3 separate regions of the Homo sapiens genome follow, and all the other regions are linked to region 1. Evidence: read pairs that join two places in POLR2A ChIA-PET (ENCODE). Cell type or tissue: MCF 10A. All regions are shown on one strand. Region 1 overlaps SLC7A1 (solute carrier family 7 member 1). Region 2 has its middle 81 kb from the start of SLC7A1. Region 3 holds the start of LOC105370139 (a long non-coding RNA gene).

What was found. ChIA-PET counts read pairs that join two places held together with the same protein. Peaks named below come from ENCODE experiments on the same cell type or tissue, not always from the same donor. Only the 100,000 strongest peaks of a DNase experiment are listed, where the experiment ranks them.
Region 2: POLR2A ChIA-PET joins it to region 1 with 10 read pairs; 2 of 35 experiments call an interaction of 5 or more read pairs at or near these places.
Region 3: POLR2A ChIA-PET joins it to region 1 with 10 read pairs; 3 of 35 experiments call an interaction of 5 or more read pairs at or near these places.

What each region holds. Positions count from the first base shown.
Region 1 is chr13:29,565,753-29,569,752 of GRCh38, forward strand. All of the region lies in intron 1 of SLC7A1 (solute carrier family 7 member 1), which reads right to left. Among named protein-coding and RNA genes, the nearest start is that of SLC7A1, 28 kb to the right of the region's middle. RefSeq lists an enhancer at 1,939-2,444. In MCF 10A, no CTCF peak of the experiment used is centred here; a DNase peak (open chromatin) is centred at 1,849.
Region 2 is chr13:29,675,147-29,679,146 of GRCh38, forward strand. No RefSeq gene overlaps it. Among named protein-coding and RNA genes, the nearest start is that of SLC7A1, 81 kb to the left of the region's middle. In MCF 10A, no CTCF peak of the experiment used is centred here; a DNase peak (open chromatin) is centred at 1,985.
Region 3 is chr13:29,691,850-29,695,849 of GRCh38, forward strand. It overlaps LOC105370139 (a long non-coding RNA gene), which reads left to right and starts at 3,151. Exons shown (of 3, transcript XR_941804.3): 1 at 3,151-3,553. In MCF 10A, no CTCF peak of the experiment used is centred here; a DNase peak (open chromatin) is centred at 1,922.

The DNA of each region.
Region 1 (4,000 bases):
CCCGGTGGGCTCCCCCAGGATGCAGACAGTAGCCCACCTTACCATTTCCCTGCTCCCAGTTCTCGGGCAGCCTCTTCAAGTTATCCCCATCCTGCTCCTCTTATCCAAAGCTTCCTAACGCAGCAGCATCTATACAGAGAAGGGATCCTGCGGTTCTGGGCCAAGGAACCATCACCCTGTCTAGACTCTCACACCTCTCAAAAGGCAGTGAGTTAGATCATTACTAACCCACCTCTTTGCTGAGTCAAAGCCAAAGTTATTTATCCTTTCTGGGGCCTAAGAGATGGTGTGGACTGTTTCGCCAAAACCCAAGAAAAGGATGGCAGCAGCGATGGTTGTACAACAATGTAAATGTAGTTAATGTGATTGAACTGCACACTTAAAAATGGCTAAGATGGTAATTTTTGTTCTGTGTATTGTCCCACAATTAAAAAATACTTACAATTCAAAACGGAAGAACAAAACAACTAAGAAGATTCCTCAAAAAGTGCACAGAGGTACAATACAGCAATTCCATTAAGGTCAATGCTCAAGATAAAGGAAAGCAAGTGTCCACATGAAAATGTACACCAATGTTCACAGTAGCATTATTCATAATAGGCAAAAAGCAGAAACAACCCAAACGTCCATCGACTGCTGAATGGATAAACGAAATGTGGTACATCCAGACAAAGGAATATTATTCAGCCATAAAAAGCAATGACATTCTGACATATGCTGCAACACGGATGAACCTTGAAAACACGATGCTAAGTGAAAGAAGCCAGACATAAAGGGTCACATTCCGTGTCATGCCACTTATATGAAATGTCCAGGATAGAGATAAAAAGGAAATAAGTGGTTGTGTACGGCTTGGCTACGGGTGGGGAATGACTGTTAATGGGTACGAGTTTCCTTTTAGGGGTGACGAAAATATTCCAGAATTAGGGCGATGGCTGCATAATCCTGTGAATTTGCTAAAAATCACTGAATTTATACTTTCAATAGGTGAGCTTTATACTATGTAAATCAGATTTATAAAACTATTTTTTGTAAAAAAAGTCAAGAGGAGCCCTATCCAAAGGGACCCCAGTATAGTTTTCCCACTAACCATGACAGGCAGATTTGAACTTGAACTTCTATTCAAGTTCGGTTGCTAAGGCAGCACTTTCTCCCACATACTTTAATTCTGCTTCAAGTCAAAACTCTACCACCCCACTCCCCTAGAAATCAATCATCATGGCTCCAGTTGCCGTTGGTAAGAGGCTCTCCACTCTACTTGCACAAGCTATTTATTACATGTAACCGTCATTCTGCTTTGAGAGTTTCACGAGGGTGAAATTAGCTCCTATTTGATAAACTCTCCCTACAACTGCCGCCTCATCTTCTGGTGTTCTGTTACATTGCAAATACAAGCTCCTGTTTTAATACGCAGCTTAAATATTTCATGGTGACAGGGCGCAGAATAATAAAAATGGGGCAGGTTGCAGCATTTTTTGGTTTAAATAATGCCATACACGTGGTTTTTAAGCTTTTAGGTCAAAACAGGGTGTGGGGGAAGGGAAGCCCTCTCACTCTGTGGATACCTATGGTCCAGGATCTCAAAAAGAATAGGGTGGCTTACATAGGTAAGCAGAAGAGTAAAAGCTCATCAGGCAGTCAAAATGGAACAGTCTGTTAGCCCAGCCCAGTATTTCCTAAGGCCATCAGGGCTCACTACCAGGGCAAAAAAGTCATCCGGGAGGATAGGAAAAGACATGCCCAACTCAGTGAGTGGGAGACAAATTTTGGGATGCTTCCCACACTGAATGTTCGGAATGCTCAAAGGGCTTGGCCGCAGCCTTTTCTCTGCCAAGGCACACCTGACAGGTAAGCTCCTGCCACACTCCTGGGTGTTTACAAGCTGCTGGGTACAACTCCCTGCAGGCGGGCATCCCTCCCACGGATGCAACCCGGACAGTGCGGCAGTTCTAAAGAAGCCCACAAAGACAAATAAGTCTCGGGTGTGGCCAGGAGCTCGGGAGAGCAGCACAGGCTCAGGCTCAAGGAGACTGACAGCCAGTAATTACCAAAGGGAATTAAGCAAGCTCTTGCAAGTCTTGGCCTCTTTTTTTTTTGGACTTAATTTGTTCTCCTGGGCCTAAATCACTAGCTGTGTTGCTGGAACGTGCATGCCCTTGAGGGTGAGGTGGCCCTAACTTCTAGGAGGGATTGACTCCAAAGAGCTCCCACCCAGGGGACAGCTCTTCACAGAGGGGCAGGGTGGGCAGGCACCCCACATGCCTGGCACCTGCCAGTCAGGACTCCATCGAAAAAATGGCTCTGCCCTCTTGTTTTCTCCTCTAAACTTACACAAAACTTCTCAAAGTGCTGAGAATATTTTCATCAATGTGAAATGCTCCCAACAGGCTACATCTAAAACGTGGGATAATCAAGGAATGTGGTGTTGGGGAGGAGTGAGCTGATCTAATCCACTCCAGACCACAGTCTACCCCGTACCTCTTCTGTGAGGTTCTGCTCTGTGTGGTATGGACACTGTCCCTTATAATATTTCTCCTTAAAGGAATCCATCTTTTAATAATTTAGGCAAATTTTTAAAAAACCACGACGATGTATTACTCTCATAAATGGAGCACCACCAAAATTACCTGGAATCAGGTCTTAAAACTCACATCCACCACTCAGCCTGCGAGAGCCAACTGTTTCCTGGAGGGCCCCGCGTAGCTACAACTATGGGTAGTGAACTCTTAAGGTGCTAGTCATCTATTTTTCCTAATACACATTAGAACTCACATACCATTAAAATAAAAACGCATGTGCATTCCCTAAAATCACCTTGCACACAGCAGTGCACAAAGCACACAGGGGAGTGACGATCTAGTCCAGGAGCTGACACACAATGGCGCTTCGCCCACTTTTGTATTGACCATGAATTATGAATGATTTTTATTTGTAAAAGATTGTGTTTTTAAAGAAGGGGAAGGAGAAAAAAGAGAAAGAAGAAAAAGGAGATGATGATCATGAGACTGAGACCTTGTGTGGCCGCAAAGCCTAAAATATGTGCTACCTGGCCCTGTAGACCACTTGCTTGATAAGCCCTGATCAAGTCCGTCCCTTTATTTTACCACAGGGCAACTCAAGTCCTAATACACCAAGTGACTCAGACGCGCCTGAACACAGGTCTCCAGGCTTCTAAGCAAGCGAAGGAAGATTACCCAACAAGCCACCAGCTTAAATTCATCAAAACGGGTCTCTGTCCAGTCACTTTGATTCCATTTTAAGAACGGACTCCTATCTAAAGCAAAGAAAAATGTGGGCTGCACAACTCATCTGACTTGTTTTTGTCCTCAGCTCAGCCGAGGGCACCTGGCTCTCTGCCCCATGTCTGAAATCGCATCCTGTTTGCCCCCAGAGCCACTCCCTGCCTTCCCCACTACGAGGCCCACCTGTATGCATCCCGAGCTCTCTGGGCACTGGCAGGGAGGAGTGAGGCGAAGGAGGACCCTCTCTGCGGGCTGTCTCATTGGAGATCGGCCCTTCACCAAGCCAGGTGCAGCCTCAAAACCATCCCTTCCCCTCAGGTTGAGGGTGTTAGAAGTGGTTAGGGCCCCCTCACTACTCCAGGCTGTGAACCCCCTGCCCTGCCTTTGTAAAAAGTCACTTTATTTAAACTCACCTCAAACTGCCCATCCTGAGAATGCACTCTGCTCCCTGCAGGGCCCCTGATGGCAACAGCCTTAGGGGCAGTGAGCTCTGGATGTCTGCAGCTACCAGGCCCACTGCAAGTGTGAGGGCTTGACCTCATGAGGCGGGGGCTGCAATAATCACATGATAGCCCTCCTCCTTCTAAATCGAGCTCCTAAGGACACCAGATTAATCACCACTAGCCCATTCTCAAGAGTACCCACAGTGAGTCTAGTGATAGGTTACAACAACACATTGCACTATCAAGACAGATTTTTAAAAAATTCTTCAATGTAATGCAATAACATCTGAGCAGCTGGTATGCAGCAGACACTGT
Region 2 (4,000 bases), 110 kb after region 1:
GCGCCTGGCTAATTTTTTTGTATTTTTAGTAGAGACAGGGTTTCACCATGTTAGCCAGGATGGTCTCGATCTCCTGACCTCGTGATCCACCCCCCTCGGCCTCCCAAAGTGCTGGGATTACAGGCGTGAGCCACTGCGCCCGGCCATGCTGTTCTTATTTTATTTTTATTGTTTGAATATTTTACAACAAAAATATATTTATGCATTATTTATGTAATTAAGGGTAAAGGAAAAAATTAATCTAGACAGATGTAGTTCAAAGCAGACCAAGTACCAACTAAATAGTGGTTTTGGTGACAGCTAGGAATAGTCAGGTTTGGTGGTCAGTGGTCTACCAAATGGCCAGTGAACTGGAAGTGCTCAATACTAAAGACCAAGCATTTAATTAGCATTACTAATTGTTTTGTTATTCACAAATATCCACTATCCTTGCCTGTGGGAGGCTTATAAGTCCCCACCTAACAGTGGCCATATGAGTTGCTTTGGCCAATGAACCATGAGCAGGAGAGCCTTGCACCCATTCCAGGGAGATGTTTTAGGAGCAGGGCCATGATTTCCATATCCTCCTTCCCCTCTGCTGAGTTAACCAGCCATGTCCCACACACAGGCTGTGATGGCAGTCCCAGGCCCAAAGGGAAGGTGCGTTCAACAGAGCTGCAGCCAAACTTTGATGCACAGGAAGTGTGAATGAGAAATCGAATTTGGTGGTTGAAAATGACTGGACTGGCTGGGGGCGGTGGCTTAGGCCTGTAATCCCAGCACACTGGGAGGCCGAGGTGGGTGGATCCTTTGAGCTCAGGAGTTCAAGACCACCCTAGGCAACATGGCAAAACCTCGTCTCTAAAAAAAAATACAAAAATTGGCCGGGTGTGGTGGCTCACACCTGTAATACCAGCACTTTCGGAAGCTGAGATGGGCGGATCAACTGAGATCAGGAGTTTGAGACCAGCCTGACCAACATGGAGAAACCCCGTATCTACTAAAAGTACAAAATGAGCCAGGCATGGTGGTGCACGTCTGTAATCCCAGCTACTCAGGAGGCTGAGGAAGGAGAATCACTTGAACCTGGGAGGTGGAGGTTGCAGTGAGCTGAGATCGCACCATTGCACTTCAGCCTGAGCACACAGCGAGACTCCATCTCCAAAAAAAAAAAAAAAAAAAAAAAATTAGCCAGGTGTGGTGGTGAGAGCCTATAGTACCAACTATTTGGGGGGCTGAGGCAGGGGGATTGCTTGAACGTGGGAGATCAAGGCTGCAGTGAGCCAAGATCAAGCCCCTGCACTCCAGCCTGGGTGACAAAGTGTCTCAAAAAAAAAAAAAATTATGGACTTATTTTTTTGATCCCACAGGACACTCTGGTCTGCCTCATGCAAGCTGTCTACTCAGACCTTCTTATCTCCATGAGGACTGTGAACTCGGAGTGGGAAAAGGGATCTGTAAACCAGAGGTCTCCTCCGCTCCAGGAGCTCTCAGTCTTCTGAAGGTGGGTACACGTCACCCCCAGGCCAGGAAAAATTGCCAACACCATAATGTGTCCACATGGCATTCCAGGGATGCGACCTCACTGCCCATGACTTGGCCTCTCAGAAATTATCCAGAGCCCTGTCAGCCTGAAAGGGACAAAGAGTATTGCCCTGAACACTCCCTGGTATGTTGAACACTTCCTTGTATGATCACCAGGACAAGCTTCAGACACAGGAGGAATACAAGGAGTATTCTAGAGGAGGCTACACCCCATTCTCTCCCATCAAAAACCTTCTCAGGTTAAGGCAGAGAAGTAGTAGCTCCGTCTCACGAACTGTCTTCCAAAATGCAGTGTTGAGAGAATTGACCAATGTGTGAGGCTAGAAAGGGCAACCAACCCATTGTCTCCGGAGCAATGGCAGGCACAGCGTGTGGCAGCCGCTTCCAGAGTGCCCTCTGTCAGGAGAAGAAGGACGATCAGCTTCGTTCTGGTAGAGCGGCATCTCCCTGCTTTGCTTGCAGTTTTACCTGGTTGGCACCAGTCCCATTAAAGGGGAAGGTGAAACTGGGCTCTGAGTTTAGCCTCATCCCGTGGAAATGGCTAAAAATTTCCCTTTCTATTCATTTGTTGTCTTAGTATTTTTTTTTTTAACCAGAGAACTATGCAAGAAAAGTATTTTAGACAAGCTGTGGCAAAAGAAAACTGAATCATTATAAGGATTAATCATCACTGGCCAAAAAAAAAAGCCTGATGTTAACTCCATGAAAGCAGGTATGAAATCAAGGGCATCAGGCTCTCCTGGCTAATGTTCTCATTTTTCTGGCCTATCTCCGGCTGGCCTGAAATGGTGACACAATTGCTAAGAAACGATGACAGATCCAAACATGGTGCAAATCCATAGGACTTCCGGTTTTCTGAGATTCTGTGAAACGGACATTTGTTAAAGCAAGTGTCAATTCTCAAATCTCGGTAAAAACATTCTAAGAATATGGTTTTACTGTCTCTAATGAAATGTACGATGTCAAAGCTGAGGCCTATGAGGTGGGTGTTTTCTCCTGACACTCGATGCCTGTAGGCAGTGGGGGGAGTTCCCCTACGTGCACTAGTCAATTAGCCCTTCCTTAATGAGCATTGTCCAGTCTCCCTTTGAAGACAAGGGTGCTCTAGGGAGGAGAATGGTGCCCGGGTGCAAGGAATTCAGAATTATGCACTCTGACTTCAGCATTAAGGAATCTTGGGCAAGTTATAGCATCTCTGGCCTCATTTCTTCTGTCTATAAAATGAGGGCAAAATAATTATGGCCCATATATTATATTATCTGATTTGTTAGGACAAATGTCATGACCACATCGGCATGAAAGGTGGATGAGACTGAGAAGTACATCAGAGACACTTAATCAGGATGGTGAAAGAAGAGAATGATTGGAATTGGAGCAGAAACACCTCACCCCCTGCTCTCCTGGCCAGCCGGTGGGGAGCAGGGGCAGGGAGCAGAGATTGGTGGTGGAGCCATTTTGAAAACATAACTGTTTTCAAACAGTTCAAACATGAAATGTACGGTATATTTGGCTATATCTATATTGACTTTTTAGTGAATTGCATAATATATGTATGATTCTAGATGCCATATATTATGATTTTAGATAGATAGATAAAGAATATGTTTCAGTTGTTCTTACTTGATGCTTTTATTGTGTTTAAAATTTTTCAAGTTAGAGGAATCCTGTGGATGGTATTAAGGAGAAAAACCCAAACTACATGGGTCTGCTTCTGATATTTTCATTCATGAATTATTTCCAATCTCCATCCTGGTGCCTCAATGTGGGGAGCAGAGCCAATGAGCAGTTCTCTCTTTAAACATGGGGAGATAAGAGGCATCATTCTGGCATGGGTTAGCCATCCCTTTGCATCGGAACCTTTTCGAATTGACACATAAAGCTGATGCTAGCAGTTAGCAGAGTGCTGCATCCTTGTAAAGAGAATTTCTTTTTTTTTTTTGAGACAGAGTCTCTCTCTGTCACCCAGGCTGGAGTGCAGTGGCCCAATCTTAGCTCACTGCAACCTCCACCTTCTGGGTTCAAGCGATTCTCCTGCCTCAGCCTCCTGAGTAGCTGGGACTACAGGTGCTTGCCACCACGCCCAGCTAATTTTTGTATTTTTAGTAGAGACGAGGTTTCACCATGTTGGCCAGGATGGCCTCAATATCTTGACCTTGTGATCCGCTCGCTTCGACCTCCCAAACTGCTGGGATTACAGGCGTGAGTCCCCGCGCCCGGCCCATAAAGAGGATTTCTATGCCATTCTAGGTATGACTACAAACTGAGAGGAAGTACACGCTTTCACACCTGGCACCAACGTACAGGTATATGAACATACTGTGCATTATTTACATTGCATTTTTCCAAGAAAACAAACAATAACCACAAAAACCTGAAGGAATAATTAGCAAAAACAAAAGTGTGTGTATGTGTGTGGAGAGGGATGGGTCATTGTCATTTGGAAAAATCTTAGTGCGTTTCTTATGTATACCCATTT
Region 3 (4,000 bases), 130 kb after region 1:
TCCCAAGTAGCTGGGATTACAGGTGCATGCCACCATGCCCAGCTAACTTTTGTATTTTCAGTAGAGAAGGGGTTTCACCATGTTGGTCAGGCTGGTCTCAAACTTCTGATCTCAAATGATCCACTGCCTCAGCCTCCCAAAGTGCTAGGATTACTGACGTGAGCCACTGTGTCCAGCCTCAACAATAAGTCTTAAAAAACATAGTGTCGAACAGAAAGTAAAACTGTAGTAAAATACATATTAGTAAAATAGCATGCAAAACAATCCTGTATTGTTTATCTATACAAACACATGTGTGAAGATCATGAAAAACATCCATAAGAATGGTAAGGCCAAACTCAGAACAGAAGTCAGGTTCAGGAGGAAGGGAGAAGAATGGAATGCAGGTGGGTGGGAATACACAGGAGGCTGATCTGTAAGGTTTTATTTACAGTTGATACTCATTATTGTATTTTATGCTTGTTACTGATACTTTTTTGTATGTTTGAACAATTTTATTTTAAAAGCTCCAACCCTCTCGTGTGGCAACAAAGCCACTCACCATCTTCCCCTCTCTAAGGCATCTTTGCCAACCTTTGCAGGCTCCCGCCTACTGCTCCCCATGTACCACTGGGCTCTGGATGTACCAAAGTTTTGGGTCATTTCCTGAGTGTGTCTCTTTTCTTTATGCCCTTGCTTACTGCCTCCTCTCCCTCTAATGCCTTCCCTCTAAACCCTACCTGGAAAGCTATTCCTCCTAGATTCATTTCATGTGTCATCTCTGGAGTGAACGGTGCTTATTATTCAATGTCATGTCTCTTGAATGTGCACAGGACTCATCTGGAGATCTTATTAAGTCTGGTTGTGGTTGCTCACGCCTGTAATCCCAGCACTTTGGGAGGCCAAGGTGAGAGGATCGTTTGAACCCACAAGTTCAAGACCAGCTTTGTCAACATAGCAAGAGCCTGTCTCTGCAAAAATAAAAATAATAAAACTAGCCAAGTATGGTGGCATATGCCTGCAGTCCCAGCTACAAGCAGGAAGATTGTTTGATCCCAGAAATTCGAGGCTGCGTGAGCTATGATTGCCCCACTGCACAGCAGCCTGGGTGACAGATTGAGACCCTGTCTCAGAAAAACAAAAAACAAACAAAAAGAAAAATGCAGGGTCTGAATCGGTAGGTCTGGTTGGGGTCCCTGATTCTGCATTCCTAATGAGCTCTCCAGCAGTGCTGATGGGGCGGTTTGTGAGCAGCCAGATCCTCATGACCCCACCTTCTTCCTGGACTCCCACCCGCTCCTCTGTATTCCCTCCTTGCAACATTCATTGTGTTGCTGTGGGTCTGTTTTTTGATATCTGTCTTTTAAATGAAACTAGTAAGGATAGTAACTCCAAAGAGTAACATTTCTGCCCTGCACTTCACAGTATTACCAGCACCCAATATTCATTTGTCAAACGTTTGAAACATTCCAGTGTTGAAAGTACAATTGTATTTTGTGCCTCAGGTGAAACCTTATTAAATCTCTTAAAACAGTTCTGTTTAAGTTGCGCTTTCTATCCCAGGCCAGTGGGAACAGGTATGCAGAGCTGTCAATGCATATTGTCTGCAGATCAGGTCTGAATAAGTTCCTAATTACAGTGCTCACTGGGAGGGGAGAGCTGGAAAAATGTTCTGAACCCTAGGGCAGAGATACCTTCGAGTTCCGGGGATTTAGTGACTTAGTCACAAGCCAAGATTTTGCTGTCAGCACTAAGATAGCTTATAGGAGGTTTGCAGACCTGCTGTAAGTATAATAAAAAATAAATAAATAAATAAATGAAGCGGCCAGAGAGAAAGGGCAAACGAAGCTGCCTGAAGATGAACTCCAGTGGCCTGGCCAAGGTTCTGCTCCTGCAAGCCCTCTCTGTTGTCTGAGAGCCCAACCAGCTCCACCTGTGAGAGGCGGCACAGCCAGGCAGGGTGGAGCCAAGTGCAGGCTCTCACCTGCCCGGGAGTCCAATTCTGGCGCTGCCACTTGGCGGCTAGGACATCTTGGGCAACTTGTGTCACCTTTCTGGGCCTTCGGGTGCCAGATTTAGAAAACGAAATATTGCATGAGACGTATGTATACCAGCAAAGTGTTACTGGCTTGCCTGAAATTCAAATATAACCGGATATCTTGTATTTTATCTGGCAAGCTTATCTAGACCTCACTCCCTTCGTGTCTAAAATGGACATAGTATAGTACCTACCTCCTAAGGTTGTGAGGATGAAATGATTCTATAGATGTAAAGTGCTCAACATACAGCGTGGCTCCAAGGAAATGCTCAGAAAGGTAACTTTCCTACCACTTCCTCACCTCATGATCGACATCTGTTGCCAGAATTGTTCCTACAAGTTCTGTCACCCTAATTCCAATTTCTCCTCCCTTTCACTTCTTCTCCGCATGACTGCCAGAGATAACATTTGAAAAGATCAATCTGGGCCAGGCACGGTGGCTCATGCCTGTAATCCCAGCACTTTGGAAGGCCAAGGAGGGTGGATCATCTGAGGTCAGGAGTTCAAGATCAGCCTAACAACATGGTGAAACCCCATCTCTACTAAAAATACAAAAAATTATCCCGGTGTAGTGGCATGTGCCTGTAATCCCAACTACTCGGGAGGCTGAGGCAGGAGAATTGCTTGAACCCGGGAGTCGGAGGTTTCAGTGAGCTGAGATCGCACCACTGCACACCAGCCTAGGCAACAGTGAGAGTCTGCCTAAAAAAAAAAAAAAAAAAGAAAATATCAATCTAGTTGTGCACTTTAAATGCTACTCAAAATCTTCAAATGGCCCTTACCCACAGGATCAAATCCACACTTCTCAGTCTAGGGTGGCCTTCAAGACTTGGATTCCCTCCCCTTTTCAATCCCTCCCTTTTAAATTTTTTTTAGAGATGGGGTCTCATTCTGTCACCCAAGCTGGAGTGCAGTGGTGCATTCACAGCTCACTGCAACCTGGAACTCCTGGGCTTAATGGATCCTCCTGCCTCAGCCTCCCAAATAGCTGGGACTCCAGGCACCTGGCTCCCATTCTAATCTCTATGCCCACCACCTCTCCTGCTGAGATCCCATGCCATGTCTGTCTGTAACCAACTCTCTCCTGCTCTCTGTCCTTCCTTAGTGGCTCCCTGTGCCTAGAATCCCTTTCTCCCCTTGGCCCCTGAGAAACATCTGTCCATCCTTTGGAGTTTTGCTTCAGATTGGCTCCTCTAGAAGCTTCCCTAACACCACCACTGAGAGCCTCACCAATTCCTCACCCGGCTCCGCCTCTGGGTTCTTAGAGTGCTTTTTACAGACATTTGCTCCTATCATTGTATTTGAATTATTTTAATTTTTGTGTTATGTTTCTCTAACAGTATAACATGTGTGTGTCAATTTTTATCAACAACCTGGAGCTTTTAGTTAGTATTTGAAGAATCTTAGTCAGGAACCCATACATGAAGAGTGGTTAGCAAACATATGAAAAGCCCTAAAAGGAGTCCACAGCCCAGACGGGCTGCAGCAACTTCAAATATCCTCATCCGAATCTGCACCAGAGGACCTGCTCTTTGGGTAAGGGATGCGGAAAGTAATTTTCCACTTACAGAATGGGCGGAGTTCAAGCTACATGGTGGGCCAGAAAGACTAATACAGGCATCTCTGCCCTTTCATGGGTAGAACAGAGCACGCTCAAGGTCTAAACTCGGCTCGTCCCTGGGCCTTCCACCTACAAGAAGCTTCTGCCATTGATTTGATTTAGTTGACCTACTGTCAGGATACAGTCGCATTTGCCTTTAGTGAAACTTTCCTGCAGGGTGTTTGTTGGAGGGCCTGAAAGAACAGAGATTGAAGTCACCAAAATAACAGAACAGGTTGAGTGACCAGCTCTCTACCTGCTTGCTAATGAAAGTTGATTCATGTTGTGGAATGGGGCCTATAATTTGCTTTCATTTTAACGCTTTACTTTGTAGTGAGGCGGTTGGACCAAGGCATCTGAGGGATTCCCCTAATCATTGAAAG